Regions from separate parts of the Homo sapiens genome. Here region 2 is linked to region 1. Evidence: read pairs that join two places in POLR2A ChIA-PET (ENCODE). Cell type or tissue: Panc1. All regions are shown on one strand. Each heading gives the region's core, and the rest is flanking DNA. Links, peaks and the distances in the headings are about the cores only. Region 1 overlaps IL31RA (interleukin 31 receptor A). Region 2 overlaps IL6ST (interleukin 6 cytokine family signal transducer).

The links. ChIA-PET counts read pairs that join two places held together with the same protein. Peaks named below come from ENCODE experiments on the same cell type or tissue, not always from the same donor. Only the 100,000 strongest peaks of a DNase experiment are listed, where the experiment ranks them.
Region 2: POLR2A ChIA-PET joins it to region 1 with 8 read pairs; 10 of 35 experiments call an interaction of 5 or more read pairs at or near these places.

What each region holds. Positions count from the first base shown.
Region 1 is chr5:55,921,300-55,929,311 of GRCh38, forward strand. IL31RA (interleukin 31 receptor A) reads left to right here. Exons shown (of 15, transcript NM_139017.7): 15 at 1-1,551. Among named protein-coding and RNA genes, the nearest start is that of IL6ST, 70 kb to the right of the region's middle. RefSeq lists an enhancer at 1,533-2,133. In Panc1, for the core only: no CTCF peak of the experiment used is centred there; no DNase peak of the experiment used is centred there; H3K4me3 peaks cover 851 bases; H3K27ac peaks cover 371 bases.
Region 2 is chr5:55,984,349-55,992,903 of GRCh38, forward strand. All of the region lies in intron 1 of IL6ST (interleukin 6 cytokine family signal transducer), which reads right to left. Among named protein-coding and RNA genes, the nearest start is that of IL6ST, 6.3 kb to the right of the region's middle. In Panc1, for the core only: no CTCF peak of the experiment used is centred there; no DNase peak of the experiment used is centred there.

The DNA of each region.
Region 1 (8,012 bases), core at 1-4,000:
TGAATACATTATGTTCTCCCATATATAAAAATTCATGCATGAGCAAAGCATTTTGAACATCCATGAAAAACCCCATGGCGGGCCTGCATGGTGTGGTTTGCTAAGGCATCCCTTGGTTGATAGGATTCGTTTAAAGGTCCTCCTAGTATAGAGTGCAATGCGATAAACATTTATCTTTTCTTACCTTTGTCCTGTCTCTTTGGGGCTGTTTTCAAAAGTGGAATTGCTGGTCAGAATTTTATGGTTGTCACATTTTGCGTGACTGTGTCCCATCAAAGGTTATGCTGATTTACAGTATCACCAGACATGTCTGACGGATCCTTTGTCCTTTTCCACTGAGAATCAGCTGTCTACCACTGTGAGCTTGATTTTGTCAATTTATCGGGAATAGTTAATGAAACTTTATAGTTATTTGTGTTGCTTTAATCCTTGTGAAGCCAAACTTTTCTTTTTTTATTGTTGCCATGTCCCTGTGTTGACATTACAGAATGTTCTCTGCCTCCGTGCTCCTGGGGACATTGACAGACCAGCTGAGTTGCTAGAAATAAGAGGGACTCAGTAGGCCCTTAGCACAGCGGGTGGACTTTGCCATTTGGTTGACTATTTAAAATACTTGTTTTTGTAGGGCATCTGAAAAAGAAATTTCACACTGGTGTATTTTGTTAATTGTTTCTACGTAAATGTTGATTATTGACAAGCCTACTTGTAATCAAAATGTGTAGTGTGGTCAGTGTCTTGCACTCTTATGTTGTGGCGGGGGGGGGGGGCGGTTCCTGAAGAGTGGAGTGTGACTAAGGATAACAGCAGTCCTCATTTCCTTTGGACACTGGGGTCAGTGGGGAGAGAGTTTGCTCCGAAGCACAAACAGCTCCAATCCATGCTGGAAGAGACCCCAGGCCACAATAGCCCTTGACACAGAGCTCTATGCAGGGCTGTGCTGCCCAAGACGCTTGTCGTGTGCTGATGAAAAGGGCTGGGGAGAAGCAAGGGGCAGGGGAGGGGCAGAACTCCACAAGAGGGCAAAACCTGCTGTCAGCAATGCTCTCGTGGCTGTTCAAGGGAAGTGAGATACTTGTACTATGCATTTCATTTTTAGGACTAGAATTCTGTCTTCCTGCCCAACTTCAATATAAGTGTGGACTAAAATGCGAGAAAGGTGTCCTGTGGTCTATGCAAATTAGAAAGGACATGCAGAGTTTTCCAACTAGGAAGACTGAATCTGTGGCCCCAAGAGAACCATCTCTGAAGACTGGGTATGTGGTCTTTTCCACACATGGACCACCTACGGATGCAATCTGTAATGCATGTGCATGAGAAGTCTGTTATTAAGTAGAGTGTGAAAACATGGTTATGGTAATAGGAACAGCTTTTAAAATGCTTTTGTATTTGGGCCTTTCATACAAAAAAGCCATAATACCATTTTCATGTAATGCTATACTTCTATACTATTTTCATGTAATACTATACTTCTATACTATTTTCATGTAATACTATACTTCTATACTATTTTCATGTAATACTATACTTCTATATTAAAGTTTTACCCACTCAGCCAGGTGCAGTGACTCACACCTTTAATCCCAGCACCTTGGGAGGCTGAGGTGGGCAGATCACTTGAGGTCAGGAGTTTGAGACCAGCCTGGGCAACATGCTGAAACCCTGTCTCTACAAAAAATACAAAAATTAGCCAGGCGTGGTGGTGCGCACCTGTAATCTCAGCTACACGGGAGTCTGAGGCAGGAGAATCACTTGAACCCGCGAGGCAGAGATTGCAGTGAGCCAAGATCGTGCCTCTGCTCTCCAGCCTGGGCAACAGAGCAAGACCCTGTCTTAAAGTTTTACCTACTCAGCTATCTAAACTGAGGCTCCACAATGTAAATACGTGAGAGATCAGGGAAGCCTGGTGGCTGTGGGAAAGGGCTCCAGTTGACCAGGACTCGGCAGCTCATTACACTCTTTGCTGCAGGAAATGACTCCTGCCTGCATTTCCTGTGGAGGATCCGAGACCCACGCCCGGGCTCTCATTGTCTTCCTATTCCAGGCTCCTTCCCGCTCCTGGAGCTGCCGCTGGGTCTCAGCTCTCTGCTCTGAGGCTACGCCGCAGCTACAGCTCCCTGACCTGTTCCTGTTCAGGCTCCCAGGAAACCTCAGAGTGGCAGGTGCCTGCTGTTTCCTCTGTCTCCCGCCCATCCCACCACGGCCTCTCCTGTACTTTCAATTTGTTTTTCTTTAGCCATTCCTTCCCTTCAGCTTCTAAACACAGTTGGGTCACTTCCATTAAAGAAAGAAAGAGCCCCTGGATCTTCCTCTCCCTCTGGCTGCCCACAGACTCTTGTCACAACGCAGGCCGTGGTTTAAAGGGAACGTGGTCTACAGCCCGTCTGGCAGCTTCTCCAGGCAGCTGAACTTGTTTCCGTTTTTGGTAGTGAGAAAATTGCACCGCTAGAACTTTCTAGAGGTGTAGAAAGCAGGGAGTCACTCAACCCATTCTGGTTCGGGGGACTGCCAGATTTTTTTTAAAAAAAAGGGGGTGTAGAAAGCAAGTGAGACCAAACAATTTTGGGACAAGGAATACGGACACAGAACAGACTGGTAAGTACCCAAGTGTATGACAAACATCCACCATGGATCTAGGAGAAGCCCTGGGGCAGGGTGATATTCACCCGCAGAGACCCCTGTTCATCACTAAGCTTATGAAGAACCATTGACTGGCATTTAACACCAGGTGCTGTGCTCAAGGTGTGGCACGCAGTACCCAGTAAGCCTCACAACTGCATTGTGAGTAGGTAGCTCTGGCCAGTGGCAGATGAGGAGGCTGTGCTCAGAGAGGCTAGATGACTTGGCGGAGGCTCTCTGAGGCTCTAAGCGGGAAGTGGGGGGTTGGAGCCCAGCCCTTTGACTTTCCTTGTGCTTTTCTACCTCGGGTGAGTAAGATGACCAAGGGACTGGGGAGATCAAGAGGAGTGGAGACTCCAAGGGGACCCCTTTTTGGTGAGACGTGTAGACCATTCCCCTCTCCCCTGGGTGCCTGCAGAGAGCTCTTGAGACTGGTTTTAGAGCCAGTGAGGTCTAAGAGAAATGCTGACGGCAGGTGTGGGGATGGAGAGGGGAACCATGTCCATGTTCACAGCCCTGGTGACAAGAAGACAGAAGCCCCCAGGGACCCAGAGCTTCAGAAGGGTTTACGATGGCTACAGAAGCAGGTAGTCCCATGACGGTGTAGAATCTGTAAGCACCCCCAGGAGCTGGGCAGGGCAAAAGCAGGTCTGCTGGAAGAGTGGATGTCCCATGACTGTTGGAATAAGGTACCACGTGGGTGCCTCCTCCCACCCCTCCTTCCCCCTCCCCCACCCCCACGCGCCCTTGGGGCAAAGCGAGACTCGTATCAAAATAAAAATAAGTTATTGGCTCACGAGTTACACTTTCAGAGTCCACAGACTTAGCAAGGATTCGTGTCCTCTTGCCGCTGTAACACATTTCCATAAGCTCAATGCCTTAAACAACAGGAATTGATGATTTCACAGTTCTGCAGGTTGGAAGTCACACTGGGCTACAGTCCAGGTGCTGGCAGGGCTGTGTTCCTCTCTGGAGGCCATAGGGAAGAGTCTTCCTTGCCTCCTCCAGCTCCTAGGCGATGCCTTTATTCCTTGGCTTGCGGCTCCTTCCTCCGTCTGCGGAGCCAGCGGTGTTGCGTCTCTCAGTTCTGCAGTCACACTCGCTCTGTGTGCAGGACCTGGGCTGCACAGCATGAAGGCCCCAACTAAAGCCTCCGTCTCCATGTAGGGACTTTCTCCCGAGATGCCAGGTTTGTCCTTTTAGGAGTTCCTGGCCCATAGAAGACTGTGGCTATATAGTCTTATGTGAGATCAGAACCCAATGGGAGCTTGATGGGAACTGAGCCCAGAAACCCATCAAAATCTCATCTTATTGTTGTCAAAGCTATAGGGCCAAAGGATCTAGGGCCTAGAAAACCTAGCCCTAGATCCATGGCCCAGGGGGCTCACTAACAGTGCCCCTAGAATTAGACATCCCAGGTCCCTGGCCCAGCTGGATTCCCACAGGCCTTGCTCTGCAGGGACAAGATCCTGAGAGAGCAGGAGGGGCAGACTCTGGGGGTAGAACCAGGGGCTGTCTTGGCCTCGGCCCATCAGAACCACAAGCGCAGGCCCATGGAAGGGCGAATAAGGGGAAGTCCAATAACAATAAGGTCCAAATGAACTTCCATCTGAATTCAGAATTCTTAAGGATTAGCAAGTGCTGGAGTTTGTGCAGGGCTCAGGGGTCCAGGAAGGTGCACCCCAGTTAGTGAAAAGCCTAGGGTGCTGGTTCAGTCAAAACCACGACTGCATATGTGCACCTCACACATCTCCCAGGGGCTTGATTTCAAACCTTCCTTCATAGGAAACAAGCCACAGGACACAAAACACATCCAGTTGGCCTTTTGAAAGAAATAATATGTATTTACTTAGAAACAAAATTGCACTTTTCCCTATAAGTCAACAAATGCTAAGGATTCTGGACGTCAAATACCTCCCAAGACGTTTTATCAGCCAGACTTTGTTGTCCTTCAGGAAAAAATATGAGTTCCAGGAAAAATGACAGGCATGCAGGATGCTGATTTCCTTCCTGATGGTAAGACAGCAGCCTCCTAGACTGACGATTTCGTGACTTCTCAGGGGCTGGGTCCGGAGAACACCTTACTTTAAACAAAGGGAGAATGCTCTGTCCAAAGGCATCTTCTCTTGAACCCAAAGCAATGTTTTCCCATCATATATCAGAATTTTCACTCTTTTCTAGATCCTTATCCCCTCACTACCCCTTCCCCATCAAAAATATAAAACAAGAAATTTTAAAAAAATCTTTTTTTTCTTAGAAACACAGTCTAACTTTGTTGCCCAGGTCAGAGTGCAGTGGTGTGATCATGGCTCACTGTAGCCTCCATCTCCTGGGCTCAAGGAATCCTCCCACTTCAGTCTCCCACATGGCTGGGATTGTGCCACTACACCCGGCTGATTGTTTTGTTTTTTTGTAGAGATGGGGGTCTTGCTTTGTTACTCAGACCAGACTGGTCTTGAACTCCTGGCCTCAAGCAATCCTGCTGCTTCAGCCTCCCAAAGTGCTGAAATTACAGGCATGAGCCACTGTGCCCGGCACAAAATCTTCCAAAAAACAAAACAAAATGAAAACCCCAGGAGTCCTGAATATCATCCTTTGAGTCCTCCTGACCTCCTTGTCTGAGAGAGCCTTGAGTGAAGGAGCTCAGGACGGTACCCCTGAGGCCTGCACTCCAGCCTAGGTGACTGAGCATGGGTGACCCGTCACTGTGCTGCCGACAGCAGAATGGACTGACAGGGCTTCCAGATGGACACCGTCCCTGTAAGAGCATCTTAATGCCTCAGGCTAAGTCCCATGTCAGAGTCAGGGCTTAGCTAACTTAACAGGTGGGAAGCTAACTTAACTCACGGCATGTTTACAAGTGTGATAACATTTATAAATTCTAAAATAATAAAGCTAATTGTATTAGTCTGTTCTCACACTTCTAATAAAGACATACTTGAGACTGGGTAATTAATAAAGGAAAGAGGTTTAATGGACTCACAATTCCACATGGCTGGGGAAGCTTCACAATCATGGTGGAAGGCAAAAGGCACGTCTTACTTGGCAGCAGGCAAGAGAGAAGGAGAACCAAGTGAAAGGGGAAACCCCTTATAAAACCATCAGATCGGCCAGGTATGGTGGCTCCTGCCTGTAATCCCAGCACTTTGGGAGGCCGAGGCAGGCGGATCACCTGAGGTCAGGAGTTCGAGACCAACCTGACCAACATGGAGAAACCCTGTCTCTACTAAAAATACAAAATTAGCCTGGCGTGGTGGCACGTGCCTGTAATCCCACCTACTCAGGAGGCTGAGGCAGGAGAATCACTTGAACCTGGAAGGTGGAGGTTGCGGTGAGCTGAGATCGCGCCATTGCACTCCAGCCTGGGTAACAAGAGTGAAACTCCATCGCAAAAAACAAACAAACAAAAAACAAAAAAACACCATCAGATTGCGTGAGACTTATTCATTACCACGAGAACAGTTTGGGGGAATTGCCCCCATGATTCAATTATCTCCCACTAAGTCCTTCCCACAACACGTGGGAATTATGAGAATATAATTCAAGATGAGGTTTGGGTGGGGACACAGCCAAATCATATCACTAATGAACCCACTTAATTAAATATTCTTCAATTTTGTGATTTTCTTTTCTTGGTTATTTGCCATCAATTGTTTTCTTCAGGTCAAGCATATTTTTGTAGGTCCCCAAAAAAACTCACTGGCCTGGGAGCCTGCCTCTCTGTTGCCAGGTGGATAGAATATCTCTGGCTAAGTGTTGTAATGAAAATGCCCTGCTGGCGTCTAATTGGAGACCATTGCCGGGTGGTCCCAGGTGGAGGGCATAGGGTTGGGGTCAGCTTGGGCTGTGGGTGGAGAGGCAGGAGGTCACCTGCAGGCTGACAGGACCCAGCCATCGTTTCCCCTCGTCCCAGACTAGGTGTTAAACGTGAAGCATTAACAGGTAGTCCTGATGGGCCTTTCTGGAGTTTGCTAAACTGAGGTCTGGTGAGTGAGTCTGACGCTTTGGGTGGTTCTGTGTGCAACTATCACCTGGACCCTCCTGTGAACACTGTCACCGCAGATAAGGACCACGCCCAAAGTGTCCCAATTCTGAATGCTGTATTTGTACAGGGATGGGGTTAGGAATGGAACCTTAGGTTAAGTCCCCCCAAAGCAAATCCTGAGACAAACATCCAGGTGTAACTAATTCATCCAGGGCACATTCCCAAGAGAAACTGGTGAGCGAGTGAGGGAGGCTTGAGAGGAGGGGAAGACGCCAGGGCAGGGTGGGATTTCAGGCAGAGCCCTGCAGGTCAGCGCCAGTCTCATCCCCAGATGATGCTGGAGGTAAGTGACTCAGTCCTTGGCGCGTGTCCTCCCCAGGCAAGGGGCCTGGGCTATCACACTCCTAAGCTCCTCAGTCTACTAGTAAACAGCTGTCCCCACAGGGTATGAAACCTCCAGGCACATTTGACTGTGTGCTTGGAGGCCAGGAGTCAGGCTCCGGTAGCCTGAGGGAAGCTGTGGAAAGATAACTGCAGGTGCCCGCAGTGGAAAGCAAAGCCCAGGGAAGCTGGTGGAGATGGGGGCAGATCCTGTTGCCAGATTTGGCAATACAAAATGCAGAGCACGTATTTACATAACACACACCAGGTACTGTCCTGTGTGTTTTTCAAAGACTATCTCGTTTAATCCCAGCCTGGCCAGCTCTGGAGTGGGTGCTCCCCTAGTTGTTTTTTTTTGTTTGTTTGTTTTTTGGGTTTTTTTTTTTTTTTTTTTGAGATGGAGTTTTGCTCTTGTTGCCCAGGCTGGAGTGCAGTGGCGCAATCTCGGCTCACCACAACGTCCGCCTCCCAGGTTCAAGTGATTCTCCTGCTTCAGCCTCCCGAGTAGCTGGGATTACAGGCATGCGCCACCACACCTGGCTCATTTTGTATTTTTAGTAGAGACGGGGTTTTTCCATGTTGGTCAGGCTGGTCTCGAACTCCTGACCTCAGGTGATCCGCCCGCCTCAGCCTCCCAAAGTGCTGGGATTACAGGCGTGAGCCACCGTGCCCAGCCCAGTGCGCCCCTATTTTGAAGGTAGAATGTAGTCGTTTGAAGCAGGAGCACTGGGGTCAGACTGAATTTTAAGCCCCAGCGTTGCTCCCTGCTCCTCTGTTGCCTTCCACGAGTTCCTCAACCTCTCTAAGCTTCAGTTGCTTTATCTGTAAAATGGGTGAAATAGTATCACCACAACAATTGGGGCAGTGAAACGAAGCAGTGATTCTACCACTTCATTCTACCACTGTTTGCTGCACATAGTGCTTGGCACATAGTAAGCGCGGGGTGAGTAACAGTGGGGCTTGTTGTCATCATTACAGATGAGGTAACTGAGGTGAGGAAAGCCCATGCTGTTTCTAAAGGGTGGCTTTG
Region 2 (8,555 bases), core at 2,591-6,590, 66 kb after region 1:
TAACCCCAGTAGCACAAAATGTTACTCTATGGGCAGATTTAATTGGATGTTATAGTGGAGTATAATAGGCCTTTAGTACAATATGACTGGTGTCTTTAAAGAGACAGAGCCAGGAAGAATACCATGTGAATACACAGGCAGAGATTGGAGTTATGCAGCTGTAAGCTAAGGAATCTCAACGACGATGGCTACCACCAGAAGCTAGGAGAGGCAAAGGAAGATTCTATCCAAAGTCTCAAAAGGACTTCTAGCCTCCAAAACCTTGAGAGAATAAATTTGTTGTTTTGAGCCACCCAATTTGTGGTACAGGTTGAACATCCCAAATCTAAAAACTGAAATGCTCTAATTCCAAAACGTTTTGAGCTCTGGCATTTTGGATTTCAGATTTTAGGATTTGGGATGCTTAACTTTAAGTATATAATGCAAATACAACACAAACTGAAAAAAAAAAATCCAAAATCCAATATACTTCTGTTACTAAGTATTTCAGGTAAGGGATACTGTAACAAAGGGATGCTCTATTACAGTAGCCCCTAGGAAACTAACACATAGTGTGTGTCCCCAAAATAGAAGGTAAGTGAAGAGTGGAATGGCTAGGCCCTACGGCAGGTGTGTGCTTGGCTATATCTTCTTTGATGATGTGTCTGTTCAAACATATTGATCAACTGGGTTTCCTGTTTTCTCATTAAGTTTTGAAAGTTCTAAGAAGATATTCTGGCCTTTATTAGAAAATGGATTTACGCATTATTTTCTTGTATGCTTGTCTTTTCATTCTTTTAACAGTATCTTTTGACGAATAGGAGGTTTAATTTTAATAAAGTTCAATTCATCAATTTGTGTTTTTGATGTATCTAAGAAGTCTTTGCTTAATCTAAAATCATAAAGGGCCCGACGCAGTAGCTCACACTTGTAATCCCATCACTTTGGGAGGCCGAAGTGGGTAGATCACCTGAGTTCAGAAGTTCGAGACCAGCCTGGGTATATGGTGAAACCCTGTCTCTACTAAAATATTTTAAAAATTAGCCGGGTGTGGTGGTGCACATCTGTAATCCCAGCTACACAGGAAGCTGAGGCAAGAGAACTGCTTGAACCCGGGAGGCAGAGGAGGCTGCAAGTGAGCAGAGATAGCACCACTGCACTCCAGCCTGGGTGACAAAATGAGACTCCTTCTCAAAAAAAAAAAAATATAAAAAATAAAAATAAAGTCAAAAAGGTTTTTTCCTACAAGTTTTATAGTTTTAGGGTCATTTAGGTCTCAGTTATTTCAAGTTAATATTTATGTGTGGTGTCAAGCTGAAATTTGAGTTCATTTTGTATATACGGATAATTGTTTCAAAACTATTTGCTGAAAAAATTATCCTTTCTCAAGTGAATTGCCTTTGCGTCTTTCTTAAAAATCAGTTGTTCACAGGTGTGGGTCTATTTGGCTACTCTCAATTCCAGGGTGGGCAAGCTTTTCATGTATGAGGTAGGAGGTAAATATTCTAGGTTTGTGAGCCATAAGGTCTCTATTGGAGCTACCAATCTACTGTTACGACACAAAAGCAACCATAGAAAATACATAAACAAACAGGGGTGGCTGTGTTCTAACAGTACTTTATGAAAACAGAAGGTAGGATGACTCCTACTCTATTTGTTCCACTGATCAATTTGCTTATTTATATGCTACCACCACACTGTCGTGATGACTTTAGCCTTATAAATCTTGAAATCAATATTCTGTGTGCACTTAAAAAGCACTGCTGCTGCTGGTAGAGTGTTACATAAATGGTCATTACGTGAATTTGGTTGATAGTGTTCAAATCTTCCATATCCTTACTGATTTTCTGACTACTACTTCTATCATTGTTCAAAAAGGGATATTGAAATCCCTGAATATAACTGTGGATTTACTTCTCCTTGCAGTTTTTACCCTGTTGTGTTTTGAAACTATGTTATTTGGTAGATCCTTTTGATAAATTGACCCTTTTATCATTAGGAAATGCCCTTCTTTACCACTGGTAACATTCTCTGAAATCTACTTTGATATTACTATAGCCAATTCTGTCTTACTTTGATTAGTGTTATCATGACATATCCTCTCCCATTCTTTTTTGTTTAATCTGTATGTTTCTTCATATTTAAGTGGCATCTTTAGGGGGTAGGCAGCATGTGGTTGTATCCAATCTGATAATCTCTGCTTTCCAATTGGGTGTTCAGACCATTTACATTTAATATAATTTGTGATATGATTAGGTTTAAAGCTATCAGCTTCATATTTGTTTTCTTCTTGACTGTTCTTTGTTCCTGTTTACTTTTCTGCATTTATTTTTCTTAATTATTTTTTATTCTCTTTTCCTTGTTAGCTAATAAGCTATAATTCTTTGTTTTCTTATTGGTTGCTTTAGGTTTATAGTGTACATCTTTAACTTTTCACAATCTATCTTCAAGTAATATTATGTCACCTCAGGCATAGTATATAATAGTATACTTCCATTTCTCCCCCCAGACCTTTGTGCTATTTTAGCATATATTTTACTTTTGCATATATTAAAACTTCACATTGGTAGCTCCCACCTGAAATCCCATCACTCTGGGAGGCCAAGGCAGGAGGATCACTTAAGCCCAGAAGTTTAAGATCAGGTTGGGCAATATAGTAAGACTCTCGCCTCTACAAAAAATAAAAAGTTAGACAGCTGTGGTGGTGCATGCCTGTTGTCCCAGCTACTCAGGAGGCTGAGGTGAGAGGACTGCTTGAGCCTTGGAGGTCGAGGCTGCAGTGAGTTGTGGTTGCACTACTGCATTCCAGCCTGGGTGACAGAGTGAGACTGGCACATATTTACTCGTGTGGTTACCATTTCTAGAGCTTTTAATTCCTTTGTATAGATCCGTATTTCCATCTGGTATCATTTTCCTTGGGCCTGAAAAACTGCCTTTAACATTTTTTTGTAGTATGGTTAGAGAAAAGTCTAAATAGATTTGAAAACAAAACCAAAGTGTGAATGCTAACAAGTATTTAGCCTAAAATAAGCACAGTTCAAAATGAGAAAAGATACTGCTAATTACTATATTAACAGACCAAAGGAAAATGACAGGGTCATTCCAACAGATGTTTGAAAAGCATCTGATAACATTCAACAACTGTTCATCTAAAACTTAAAAATAACAACAAAGTGTCAGAAAACTAAGACTGAAAGAGACCATCCTTACCTTGGTGAAGGATAACAAAGATGATACAGGGACTCTAGAACCAGATTGCTTGTGTTCAAATTTCAGTCCCTATATTTTAACATCTTAGGCAAGTTTTTAAATAGCCTTCACTTTTACTTCCTTTATCTGTAAACATGGGGTACCACCACCACCTACCCATCTAGGAATGTTATGATGATTAAATAACTCATTATACATAAAGTGCTTAGAATCATTTGGCTCATTGTAACTACTCAATAAAAGGTTAACAGCTGTTATTATTAGTGCAGCTCTTGCTGTTGCTGCCACAGGTACTACTATAAGAAACCTACAAGGCCAGGCATGGTGGCTTACGCCTGTAATCCCAGCACTTTGGGAGGCCGAGGCAGGTGGATCACAAGGTCAGGAGTTTGAGACCAGCCTGGCCAATATGGTGAAACGCTGTCTCTACTAAAAATATGAAAATTAGCTGGTCGTGGTGGTGGGCACCTATAGTCCCAGCTACTTGGGAGGCTGAGGCAGAAGAATTGCTCGAACCCGGGAGGCAGAGGTTGCAGTGAGCCGAGAATGCACCACTGCACTCCAGCCTGGGCGACAGAGTGAGGCTCTGCCTCCAAAAAAAAAAAAAAAAGGAAGAAAGAAACCTATAATAAGCATCTATAGGTTTAAAGGTAAAAATTAGAAGCGTTCCTATTAATGTCAAGATTCAGACAAGATGCTTGAAGTCATCAGTTATTCACCACTGCTCTAAAGGGCTTAAGCAAAAATATAATAAATAAGATCTAAAAATGGAAAATAAATTGTGAATGATATGATCATCTATCAAGAAAGAGTGAGAATCACATGACAAACTATTAGGACTATTGAGAATTTAACACAGTAGTCAAACAAAACATCATCAAAAAATAATAGGACTATTTAGAGTTTAACATAACAGTCAAACAAAACATCATCAAAAAATAGCTCTCCAGCTGGCGCGGTGGCTCACGCCTATAATCCCAGCACTTTGGGAGGCCGAGATAGGCAGATCACCTGAGGTTGGGAGTTCGAGACCAGCCTGACCAACATAGAGAAACCCTGTCTCTAATAACAATACAAAATTAGCCGGGAGTGGTGGCGCACACCTGTAATCTCAGCTACTTGGGAGGCTGAGGCAGGAGAATCACTTGAACCCAGTAGGCGGAGGTTGCAGTGAGCCGGGATGTCGCCACTGCACTCCAGCCCAGGCAACAAGAGCAAAACTCCATCTCCAAAAAAAAAAAAAAAAGCTCTCCTACATACCAGTAATAACTAATTAGAAAATGTAACAGAAGGCTGGGTGCAGTGGCTCACGGCTGTAATCCCAGCACTTTGGGAGGCCGAGGTAGGTAGATTGCTTGAGCCCAGGAGTTCAAGACCAGCCTAAGCAACATGGCAAAACCCCATCTCTATAAAAAATAAAAAAAAAATAAAAAAAAAAATCAGCCGGGCATGGTGGACCATGCCTGTAATCCCAGCTACTCAGGAAGCTGAGGTGGGACAACCACTTGAGCCTGGGCTTATAGAGGCTGCAGCAAGCTAAGAAGCCAAGATCTTGCCATTGTACTCCAGCCTGGGTAACAGTGCGAGGCTCTGTCTCAAAAAAAAAAAAAGTCTCGCAGAAAAAAAAAAAAAGGGCAGTCTAAAGGTAAAGTAAACATAGCACTGATTGGCAAATGAATAGACAACTAAATCAATGGTACAAAACAAAACACACTCAAGTGTATATAAGAATTTAGTATCTGATTTTTTAAAAGGTTGCTCATTTGCTGGGAAAATAAAGGACTATTCAATAAATAGTATTGGGACAACTGGCTCCATAAGCAAAAAAGAAAAAAAAGAACCCCATTTCATCAGACAAAAAGACACACACTCATGCACGTGCACATGCATGTATAAGCATACACTCTCTCTCCAGATTAAGGACCTAAATGCAAAAGCAAAATTATAAGCATATTGAAAAACACATAGAATATGCTTATGACCTTAGGGCCTTTTAAAATTAGACTATTTTAGCCAAATGAAAAGGTTTACAGAGCACTTTGATGAACATCCATGTTCTCACCATTGCTTAAGAAATAAAAGCTCAAGCTTTTATTCAATTTTTATTCCGTTACAAACATAATTGAAGCCATATAAATAGTTCTTGCCTTTAAGAAGTCCAAAGTTTAGAGATGCAGAATATGCACAAAGTGCCACAGGAGCACAGAAAATACCCAATTCAGACAGGGGCCAGGAGCGCCCAGTCTTAAAATAAGGGTAGGGGTTCCTAGATAGAGAAAATAGCACACATATGAACTCTACATCATCTTTGACTCTAATTGTCAAGTGAAGATTACCAATGACAAAATCCCAGAGCATGCCAGTCTAACCAGAGCTATGCTATCTGAAACATAGCTCTGATTAACTCACTTTGCACTAGGGGGTGGGGTTGGGGGTAATACATAAAACAGAACATCCAAACAAAAAAAGACTGAGCAGATCAATCAACCTTAGAGCAAAGGGTGAAGCTGATTGCTTAAAAGAAAATGAAACTTTGGAGGCAGAACATTCCAAATGTAACAGGGCAACAGATTTACAGTGCTGAAAGGAATGAATCTCCTGCTCTGGATATGTATACACACAGCTTTAAAACAATCATCTATATACTATAGCCATTTTTCAGCCAATGTAGCTCTCTTATTCACGATCAATCAGCTAATTTCTTATTAAATCTTACTAAGATACACTAGATAGCCGCAAAGTTTAAAAAAAAAAGAAGAAGAAGAGACTGTAGCCATTTTGACTATATATATCACAAGTGTTTCTGAAGCCTTTCACATTGTTGACCATCCCTGGTTCTTGAATTTCTCCTATATCCTGGTTTCTATGTAACCAGATAATGTAGTTGAATTCTTTCCTTTATCCTCTTTCTTGTCTCCTTTACTGAATTCTCTGCTAGCTTTTATCTCCAGGCTATGAAGGTACCCAAAGATAAAGTACTGGGCATCGACTTTTCTTTTTAAATACCAACTTCTTTGAAGACATGACTTCAACTACTACCTTCAAACAAAATAATTTCAAGAATTTTGGCTTGGATCTTTCTTTTAATTCCAGTTACATTTCATCTTCTTAGATATTCTGTCTCTGAGTCTTATCAATTTAAGAGGTCTAAAAACAATACACCATAGGTACATGCTCATGAACACATATACACATAAATGCCCACCCACTTTTTTTGTTTATTATACTTTAAGTTCTAGGGTACATGTGCACAACATGCAGGTTACATATGATACATGTGCCATGTTGGTGTGCTGCACCCGTTAACTAGTCATTTACATTAGGTATATCTCCTAATGCTATCCCTCCCCCCTCCCCCTACCCCATGACAGGCCCTGGTGTGTGATGTTCTCCACCCTGTGTCCAAGCGTTCTCATTGTTCAATTCTCACCTATGAGTGAGAACATGCGGTGTTTGGTTTTCTGTCCTTGCAACAGTTTGCTCAGAATGATGGTTTCTAGCTTCATCCATGTCCCTACAAAGGACATGAACTCATCCTTTTTTACGGCTGCATAGTATTCCATGGTGTATATGTGCCACATTTTCTTAATCCAGTCTATCATTGATGGACATTTGAATTGGTTCCAAGTCTTTGCTATTGTGAATAGTGCTGCAATAAACATACGTGTGCATGTATGTCTTTATAGCAGCATGATTTATAATCCTTTGGGTATATGCCCAGTAATGGGATGAATGCCCACACACTTTTTAAAAAGTCACAAGGACTTACCATTTTTCCCTATCTACAAACAACTCATCCTCTTCAACTGCCTAAGTCAATGGAGTCCATCGTTTCTCTCATCTATGCAGTACATTTTAGCTTTTCTCAGTTACAAATCTTATCCTGTCTTCTCTCCCATAATATCTTTCCCACCCATCTCTTCTTTTTACTCTCTACCACAAACTAACCTAATTTGGACATTGATCACCTCAATAATTTCAACTGTGTTCCTGCTTCCAGTCTCTTTCCTCCCCACCAAGCATTCTGAACATTGTTGGTGGATCACTCTCTCTACAACACAACTTTAAACCTGTCATTCTTCTCCTCAACAGCTTTTTAAAGGGTGAATAATAATGCCAAATATTCTAACTATTTAAGAACCTAAAATTTTGGCTTTGATGTGCCTATCCAATCTATCTTTTCCAATACTCAAGTTTCTCTATTCTAAAAAAAAAAAAAAATCCTTTCCTCAGACTCCTCCCTCAAGCTACCTTACTACTATACTTCTAGAGAGAACTGCTTGCAATTGCAAGCAATCTGGCTTTTTTACTCCAATAATGCTGAAATTATTCTTGTAGTTTCCAAACTGCAAAGCAAATACTTAAGCTCCTCATTTTGCTTGACCACACCATGCCATTTATAATTCGGTCTTATCTTTCATCACTCCCTACTAACCATCCCTGTAGACTCAGCAAACCACTAGACTTCCTCTAACATACCTTGTTCTTTCAGTCTGTGCTTCTACATATATTATTCCAATGTCTTTCCTGACTCTGCTGTGCACTACAAACTGCTTTTGAAGTATCATCTCTTATATGGAATTTCCCCCCACTTCAAACATCTTTGCTGTCAGTGTACTCTTACATCATTCCCTAACAGGACTCAGAACACTGCACAGTAATTGTTTCACATATCTTGATATCCTCAGAATCTACCATAGTTTGAGGCACCTGGTGGACAATTAAGGGTGGGTTTTTATAGACTTTCTGGTATGATCTTATTTTCTATCTACTCGCTGTCGCTCAAGCGTACTGTATGGAGACGCAGGATGTATCATGGTTAAGAGGTCAGATTCTGAAGCCAGGCTGTCTATGTATGACCTTTAGATCTACCACTTAGCTGGGCAAATTAATTAACCTTCTTGTGCCTGGGTTTCCCTATGTGTAAAAAGAGGATTTTATCCTATTATTATTAGACCTACTTCATAATATTATGAAGATTAAATGCCTTAATATGGGCAAAGTGCTCAAAACAGCAACTGGCACAACATAAGCACTAAATATATTGCCTGTTTTAATTAATAGACCTTAGTTACTGCTGATCCTTTCCACAAGCTAGTCCTATATTATGTTCTATATTCTCCATTCTACATTTTGTCCTCCATTCGCTATTATTAATGGGCTGTCTTCATTTTTCCCTTTATCCAAATCCTACCCAGGTTTCAAGGCCAACTTCTGGTAAATCCTTTGCTCATTCCAATCCTTAAATGCTCACTCCAATCCTTAAACGATCATTCCCTAATTTTAATATCTACAGGATTTTCTGCATCACTCTGCATTTAATTAAAACTGCTTTGCATCCTTGTAGTTTTTTTCGTATAAGTTTG